Linked DNA regions of Homo sapiens: region 1 is linked to region 2. A link is an interaction called in ENCODE POLR2A ChIA-PET data of the cell type or tissue named here. Cell type or tissue: Panc1. All regions are shown on one strand. Each heading gives the region's core, and the rest is flanking DNA. Links, peaks and the distances in the headings are about the cores only. Region 1 has its middle 50 kb from the start of SLC25A33. Region 2 has its middle 18 kb from the start of LINC02606.

What was found. Peaks named below come from ENCODE experiments on the same cell type or tissue, not always from the same donor. Only the 100,000 strongest peaks of a DNase experiment are listed, where the experiment ranks them.
Region 1: POLR2A ChIA-PET joins it to region 2 with 10 read pairs; 2 of 35 experiments call an interaction of 5 or more read pairs at or near these places.

Annotation. Positions count from the first base shown.
Region 1 is chr1:9,487,156-9,491,540 of GRCh38, forward strand. No RefSeq gene overlaps it. Among named protein-coding and RNA genes, the nearest start is that of SLC25A33, 50 kb to the right of the region's middle. In Panc1, for the core only: a CTCF peak has its summit at 4,103 (motif pointing left); a DNase peak (open chromatin) is centred at 4,096; H3K27ac peaks cover 2,015 bases.
Region 2 is chr1:9,409,107-9,413,491 of GRCh38, forward strand. No RefSeq gene overlaps it. Among named protein-coding and RNA genes, the nearest start is that of LINC02606, 18 kb to the right of the region's middle. RefSeq lists an enhancer at 3,500-4,385. In Panc1, for the core only: no CTCF peak of the experiment used is centred there; a DNase peak (open chromatin) is centred at 1,805; H3K27ac peaks cover 3,850 bases.

The DNA.
Region 1 (4,385 bases), core at 122-4,121, 78 kb after region 2:
GAGTCCATTCCCACCACCTCCTCCGGTCACTCCAGCATCCTAGGCCTCCTGTAAATGTCAGTGGAGGCCAGGCACGGTGGCCCACGCCTGTAATCCCAGCACTTTGAGAGGCTGAAATGGGAGGATCACCCAAGGTCAGGAGTTCAAGACCAGCCTGGCCAACACAGTGAAACCCCATTTCTACAAATAATACAAAAACTAGCCAGGTGTGATGGTGAGCACCTGTAGTCCCAGCTACTCGGGAGGCTGAGGCAGGAGAATTGCTTGAACCCTGGAGGCAGAAGTTGCGGTGTGCCAAGATAGCGTCACTGCACTCCAGCCTGGGTGACAGAGCGAGGCTCTGTCTCAAAAAAAAAAAAAAAAGTCAGTGTAGCATCTCCCATGTGCCAAGCACTGCCGGGGAGCTTTACCACATTATCTCATTCCATAAAAAAAAAAAAAAAAATCTAGGTTTATATTTTCCTTTTATTTTTCCTTTTTGTTTCTTCTTTTTGAGACAGGGTCTCACTCTGTTACCCAGGCAGGAGTGCAATGGTGCAATTACAGCTCACTGCAGCCTCCACCTCCTGGGCTCAAGCGATTCTCCCACTTCGGCTCCCCCGGGTAGCTGGGACCACAGGTGCACGCCACCACACAGTCCCAGCTACTCAAGAGGCTGAGGCAGGAGAATTGCTTGAACCCAGGAGGCAGAGATTGCAGTGAGCTGAGATCGCGCCACTGCACTCCAGCATGGGGGACAAAGCGAGACTCCGTCTCAAAAAAAAGGTTTTTTTTATTTTTTGTAGAGATGGGTTTTACCATGTGGCCCAGGCTGGCCTCGAATTCCTGGGCTCAAGTGATCTTCCAGCCTCAGCCTCCCAAAGTGCTGGGATTACAGACATGGGCCACCACACCCAGCCACCTTAACCATCTTTTTTTCTTTTCTTTTTTTTTTTTTTTTTGTTGAGACGGATTCTCACTCTGTTACCCAGGCTGGAGTGCAGTGGTGCAATCTTGGCTCACTGCAACCTCCACTTCCCGGGTTCAAGCAATTCTCCTGCCTCAACCTCCCAAGTAGCTGGAACTACAGGCATGCACCAATGCCCCCAGCTAATTTTTTTGGTATTTTTTTAGAGACAGGGTTTCACCATGTTGGCCAGGCTGGTCTTGAACTCCTGACCTCGTGATCCGCCCGTCTCAGCCTCCCAAAGTGCTGGGATTACAGGCATGAGACACCGCACCTGGCCCTACCATTTTTAAGTGACACCAATATTGCTGGCCTGAGCAAAAGGAAGGATGGGGCTGCCAGGAGCAAGGATAGGGAAGTCTGGGAGGAGCAAGTTTCCACCAGGCAAACGGAAGTGGCCTTGCAGAAGTTAGGTATGAGCTTCTCAGTGGGCCTTCTGTGGAGAGGCTGAGGAGCCAGCTGGGCATGGAGTCTGCAGTAAGGGGACACTTGGGGCTGGACTGATGACTGGGTGTTACTTAACAGCCTGAGACCTGCTGAGAGCACCTGGGAGTGAGCTGACCAGCAGAGAAGCAATCTAAGGACATGTGAGCATCAGTAAGCCAGCAGCAGACTGAGAAGGAGCAGTCAGGGAGGCAGGAGGAGGATCCAGAGTGCTGTGGTCCCAGAAGACAGGAAGGACGTGCAGAAGAATAGGAAGGCTGGGCGCGGTGGCTCACACCTGTAATCTCAGCACTTTGGAAGGCCGAGGCAGGCAGATCACTTGAGGTCAAGAGTTCGAGACCAGCCTGGCCAACATGGCGAAATCCCATCTCTGCTAAAAATACAAAAATCAGTTAGGTGTGGTGACGTGCGCCTATAATCCCAGCTACTTGGGAGGCTGAGGCAGGAGAATCGCCTGAGCCTAGGAGGCGGAGGTTGCAGTGAGCCAAGATTGCACCACTGCACTCCAGCCTGGGCAACAAGAGCAAAACTCTGTCTCAATTTAAAGGAAAAAGAAGGAGAAGGAGAAGAAGGAGAAGAAGAAGAGGCATTTGTTTGCTAGTCGAGGAAGACCAGGGCTGAGGCAGGGTCACTGGCGAGCTGGACAGGGCTGATTTCAGGGGAGCAGTGAGGGCAAGCGGCTACCCAGAGGAGGTTTCAAGGCCTGCCCCTCACCATGGTTCTAGAAGGAATCCTCAGACGTCCTACCCACCTCCCTGGCCGAATGGCGGCTCCTGCATTTCAGTCTATTTTTTCAAACCCTCACCATTTTTACCATATTCTAAAGTGCGTAATTCGCTGGTTTTTAGCATATTCTCAATGCGGTGTCATCATCGCTACTGTGTAATCGCAGAACACTCTCATCACACTGAAAAGAGACCCCGTACAACAGTCATTCCCCATCCCCACCTCCCCAGCCCTGGGCAACCACGCATCTATTTTCTGTCTTTACCAATTCGCCTGCTCAGAATATTTCATATCAATGGAATCATACGATATGTGGCCTTTTGTGTCTGGTTAGCATCATGTTTTCAAGGTTCATCTATGTATCAGTATTTCATTCCTTTTTATAGGTGAATAGTATTTTTTTCTCTTCTTTTCTTTTCTTTTTTTTTTTTTTTTTTTTTTTTTTGCAACAGAGTCTCGCTCTGTCCCCCAGGCTGGAGTGCAGTGGCACACAATCTCAGCTCATTGCAATCTCTGCCTCCTGGGTTCAAGCAATTCTCCTGCCTCAGCCTTCTGAGTAGCTGGGACTACAGGTGCACGCCATCATGTCTGGCTAATTTTTATTTTTAGTAGAGATGGGGTTTTACCATGTTAGCCAGGCTGGTCTCAAACTCCTGACCTTAAGTGATCCACGTGCCTTGGCTTCCCAAAGTGCCGGGATTACAGGCATGAGCCACCACGCCCGGCCTGAACAGTATTTCACTGTGTGTGTTTTTAAAAATCTACACATTCTAGACCAGGCATGTTGGCTCACGCCTGTAATCCCAGCACTTTGGGAGGCCCAAGATGAGCAGATCACCTGAGGTCAGGAGTTCAAGACCAGCCTGACCAACATGGTGAAACCCCGTCTCTACTAAAAATACAAAACTTAGTCGGACCTGGTGGTGCACACCTGTAATCCCAGCTACCCGAGACGCTGTGGCAAGAGAATCACTTGAACCTGGGAGGCAGTGAGCTGAAATCACACCATTGCACTTTATCCTGGGCAACAAGATCGAAACTCCGTCTCAAAAAAAAAAAAAGAAAAGAAATCTACACATTTCATTTATTTATTTGTTGATGAATATTTGAGTTGTTTCCACTTGGGGGCTATTATGAATAATGCTGCTAGCTGCAAGTTTTTGTGCCAACATAGTTCTCAATTCTCTTGGGTATATACCTAGAAGTGGAATTTCTGGGTCATATGGTAACTCCATGTCCAGCTTTCTGAGGAACTGCCAATCCATGGGCCATGCAATCCATTTTACTGTCCCCATAGCAATGTTTTGAGGTGGGGGGTTAGGCCTGTGTGAACTGTAATGGCTCGTCACCCTGATCTGATTCCCGGGGCATGCACATGGGCAGCACACATGTGTGTATTGTGGGATGTGAACCCGTGCTGTGGAAGCCAACTCTTCAGAGTCTGCTTTCCGAGGAGCCAGTTTCATCAGGCAGTCTAGAGACTGTCGTAGCAATCTGCAACTTCCGTGTTTTCGACCAAGCTCGCCAAGGGAAAGGGCAGGAGGCCCAGGGGCCCCCATCATACTCTCAGCTTCAGCATGGGAGGGAACAAAGTCTGCTCACGGCTGGGCACGGTGGTTCATGCCTGTAACCACAGCATTTTGGGAGGTGAGACAGGAAGATCACTTGATGCCAGGAGTTCAAGGCTGCAGTGAGCTATGATCGTGCCACTGCACTCCAGCCTGGGCAGCAGAGAAAGACCCCATCTGAAAAAATAAAATAAGGCTGGGTGTGGTGGCTCATGCCTGTAATCACAGAACTTTGGGAGGCCCAAAAGTTGGCCCTCGCCTTCGCCTCATGCACGTCTCAGGTTTGTGTGTAAAGTTTCCCCCACCAAGGCGTTTGCAATCTCAGCAGATCTCAGAGCCGGTCACCCAGGTTCAGCCCTTGCCCAGCTTCTCGGTCCTGGGTGGGTTAGCTTGGTCTCGGGCTCCCCCTGGCGGACACTGAGCCATAGAAAGCCGCATCTGGAGGCAGCTGGCAGCTGGACCAAGTGTGACTTGTCCAGCACTTTCTCCCAGCCCACTGCGTGCCTCTCATAACGTGGGTCCCTTCACACTCAAATAAGGTCAGTCCCAGCCCCTGCAAAATCTCTTTTCTAATTGTTAAGAACATTATATTATGGAGAGTTTCAAACATTAAAAAACAGAATAATCTCACAAACAATTAACAACACTCGTCCGGGCACAGTGGCTCACGCCTGTAATCCCAGCACTTTGGGAGGCAGAGG
Region 2 (4,385 bases), core at 243-4,242:
GCATCTGTACCAAACATGTACAGACTTCTTATTTTTGTCATTATTTCCTAAACAATACAGTATAACAACTATTTACACCGCATTTACATTGTATTAGGTATTATAAGTAGTGTAGAAATGATTTCAGATATACGAGAGGATATGTGTAGGTTATATGCAACTACTACACCAATTTATATAAGGGATTTGAGCATTCGTGGATTTTGGTATCCAAGGGAGGGTCCTGAAACTAATGGGTCCAGATGGGACAACAAGGGCTCAGGGAAGGAAGGTAAGTGGTTGCCCAAGATTGAAGCTTATAAATGTCAGGATCTGAGGTCGGGAGTTCAAAACCAGCCTGACCAACATGGAGAAACCCCGTCTCTACTAAAAATACAAAATCAGCCGGGCGTGGTGGTGCGTACCTGTAATCCCAGCTACTTGGGAGGCTGAGGCAAGATAATTTCTTGAACCCGGGAGGTGGAAGTTGCGGTGAGCCTAGATTGCGCCGCTGCACTTCAGCCTGGTGACAGAGTGAGACTCCGTCTCAAAATAAAAAAATAAATAAATAAATGTCACAGCCAGGGTTTGAACTCACACCTGGAGCCTATGCTTCCAAACTCTCGGCCTGCAACTTGCCAGGGCCCAGCTTGCCCTTTGGTGGGTGGGAGTGATAGAGTTGGAGGCCCCATCCTGTTCAGGTCCAGCTCCAAACCTCACAGGCCTGGCCTGACACCTCCACTGTTCTGTGTCCTCCAGGTCCTGGGCTCCTTCTTCCACCTGGGTGGCTGGGTCTGGGATACCAAGGGACAACTATATATTGGAACTTTACTTTTTTTTGCTAAATTGGATAACAGCTTTGAATACTGGGAGAATAGTTCCTTATCTTTTGTACTATTCACAATGTTATTGCTAGAAGTACAATTCACTTTCAAGTTTAATTTGCAATATTAACTTTTTGTTTTGGAGTCTCACTCTGTGGCCCAAGCTGGAGTGCAGTGGCACAATCTCGGCTCAGTGCAACCTCCACCTCCTGGGTTCAAGTGATTCTCCTGCCTCAGCCTCTCAAGTAGCTGGGGTTACAGGTATGCGACACCACACCAAGCTAATTTTTGTATTTTTAGTAGAGACAGGGTTTCATCATGTTGGCCAGGCTGGTCCTGAACTCCTGACCTCAGTGATCTGCCCACCTCGGCCTCCCAAATGCTGAGATTACAGGTGTGAGCCACCGTGCCTGGCCAATATTAACATTTTCTCCATTGCTTTCTTAAATCTAGAAAATCAACAAAAGAGTAAAGAAAGCCCTGGCTGAGAGCATTTGCCCATTTCTGTGGTGTAAATACTCCCAGCGCAGTTGGTTTTGAGGTCCCAGAGTGACATTGTTGAATGTGGAGTTGGGAAGAGGTGTTCAGTAGCCACCATTACTAGCACTTCCACAAGGCAGAGACCATGGATATAAATAACCTCAGGGCATAGGTAAAATGTAGTAAGATAATTAGGAAGCCAGGAGTCTTGAGTCTTTAGAGCTTTGTTTTTAATATAATTTATTTAATCGTAAGTGTATAGAACTTAATTGTTAATGATGGCTGTATTTACAAACTGGCTCCAATGATTTCTGAAAATCATCAGTCAACCCTCCTGAGTCAGTACAAGTCAGCTCCACCGTGCCGTGAACCCATTCCCCTACAGCTCTATAGGAAAGGTCTTACTAGCTCTATTTTACAGCTCAGGAAGCTGAGGCTCAAAGGCCACAGAGCAAGGCCTTGAGTGCAGGAGGGCTTAATGCTGAGATGATTGGAGTCCTGCACAAGTTACTTAAGTCGGGTAGCGTGAGCAGAAACTGAACCACAAGTGTGTTTGGGGATTTGTGGTGTCAGGAAACACTTAAGATACTTCTCTACCAGTCTGGTCTGGCCTCCAGATAGCACAGTCCCTGCTTGTATAATGCAGTAGAATAAAGTTGCAACAGTCGGCCTGCAAAAGAAGATAACGTGGTGGCAGAAAGCCCTTTGACCAGGACACTACCACACTACCATAACACCACACCACCACACTACCAGAACACCACACTACCACACCACCACAACACCACACCACCACACTACCACACCACCACAACACCACACCACAACACCACACTACCACACCACACTACCATAACACCACAATACCACACTACCACAACACCACAACACCACACGACCACACCACCACACTACCATAACACAATGTAGGAGAGACCTGCCCACCTCTCTCTTTTCTTTTCTTTTCTTTCTTTCTTTTTTTTTTTTTTTGAGACAGAGTTTCACTCTTGTTGCCCAGGCTGGAGTGCAATGGCATAATCTCGGCTCACTGCAACCTTCACCTCCCAGGTTCAAGCGATTCTCCTGCCTCAGCCTCCCAAGTAGCTGGGATTACAGGCATGAGCCACCACACCCGGCTAATTTTGTATTTTTAGTAGAGATGGGGTTTCACTATGTTAGTCAGACTAGTCTTGAACTCCCAACCTCAGGTGATCCACCCGCCTCAGCCTCCCAAAGTGCTGGGATTACAGGCATGAGCCAGCGCACCTGGCCTTTTTCTTTTTTTTCCTTTCTTTCTTTTTTTTTTTTTTTTTTTTTTTTTTAGACAGGGTCTTCCCCTGTTGCCCAGGCTGGAGTACAGTGGTGCAATCTCAGCTCACTGCAACCTCTGCCTCCCAGGCTTAAGCGATCCTCTCACCTCACCTCCCAAGCACCCTGGACTACAGGCAAACTACAGTTTGGCTCTGTGTCCCCACCCAAATCTCATCTTGTAACTCCTACGATTCCCACGTGTTGTGGGAGAGACCCGGTGGGGGGTGATTAAATCATAGGGCAGGTCTTGCTCGTACTGTTCTCGTGACGGTGAATGGGTCTCATGAGATCTGATGGTTTTAAAAAGAGGAGTTCCCCTGCACAAGTTCTGTCTTTTTGCCTGCCGCCATCCATGTAAGATGGGACATGCTCCTCCTTGCCTTCTGCCATGACTGTGAGGCCCCCCCAGCCACATGGAACTATAAGCCCAATTAAACCTCTTTCTTTTGTAAATTGCCCAGTCTTGGGTATGTCTTTATCAGCAGCGTGAAAATGGACTAATACAACTTCTAATATTAAACATTAAAATAGGCGGGGCATGGTGGCTCATGCCTATAATCCCAGCACTTTGGAAGGCTGAGGTGGGCGGATCACAAGGTCAGGAGTTCAAGACCAGCCTGGCCAACATGGTGAAACCCCACCTCTACTAAAAATACAAAAATTAGCCAGGCACAGTGGCAGGCACCTGTAATCCCAGCTACTCGGGAGGCTGAGGCACGATAATCGCTTGAACCCGGGAGGTGGAGGTTGCAGTGAGCCGAGATCACGCCACTGCACTCCAGCCTGGGTGACAGAGCAAAACTCTCAAAAAAAAAAAAAAAAGGTGGAGTGGGAGAGGTGGCTCAGGCCTTCACCTTGGCAAGCAGCCAGCTTGTGGGCTCAGCCATCAATTCTGGGGCACCTTGGTGTCTGAGGCCTCCTCAAACCATTAACAATGGTTTTAAAAGTACCATCTCAACCTAAAATAAATGTCTAATGGATTCAAGGGGACATTGCTAAAGAAAGTCATCTTACATTCCAACACACCGGCCCGGTCATGAGACCAGGTCTGCAAAACGTTGTTCTCCTCCCCTTAGACATGAGAGAGACAGAAACAAAGTCTGGGGCGGCGGGTGAGGGATGGGGTGACCAAAAAAAGTACTTATTCCACACACAGTGGATGTTTAGCAGATGTTTTTTGGATAGACTTAAGCTTTTAGACAATGAAACAAAAATAATTCTTCCCATCATCACAAAATAAAAATGTGACCACATCCCTCTACCACGTCCCCTTGGGGCTTGGGAAGAGCGTCTGTCCCATAAATCCTCCAATGGGCCTTTTGTGTGCCAGGCACCGTGCTGGGCACTGGAGCACACTTACAAGGGCAGCCCCTGGGCGCCTGCTCCTCCTGCTCTGGTCCCCAGCCCAGCCCCCCCCGCAGCCCTGTCCTCACCCTGACCCAGCAGGGAGGGCCTCGCTGGCCTGACCTGTTTTGCCTTCTAAGTGGAAACAAGCCGCTGAGCTACAAGGGAAAGTCGGCTCTGGGCAAAGCCCAGTGACTCTCGGCTCATGCTCACCTCTGACCAAGAAAGAAACACAGCTGTGGTTATCAGAAAGCTGCTGAGAGCTCAGGATGGTGGGGGTGGGGCGGAGGCTGGGAGGAGGAGGGCGGGTGTAGGGGGAATAGAGAAGCTCTGAATCACAGAATCTTATTCTTGGGGGCAGATGTGGCCACAAGCTGGGACGGGACTGGGGTGGGGACAGGGAGTCTTATCCCCAGTGTGCATGGCATTTCTTAGGAAGAGCAGAGA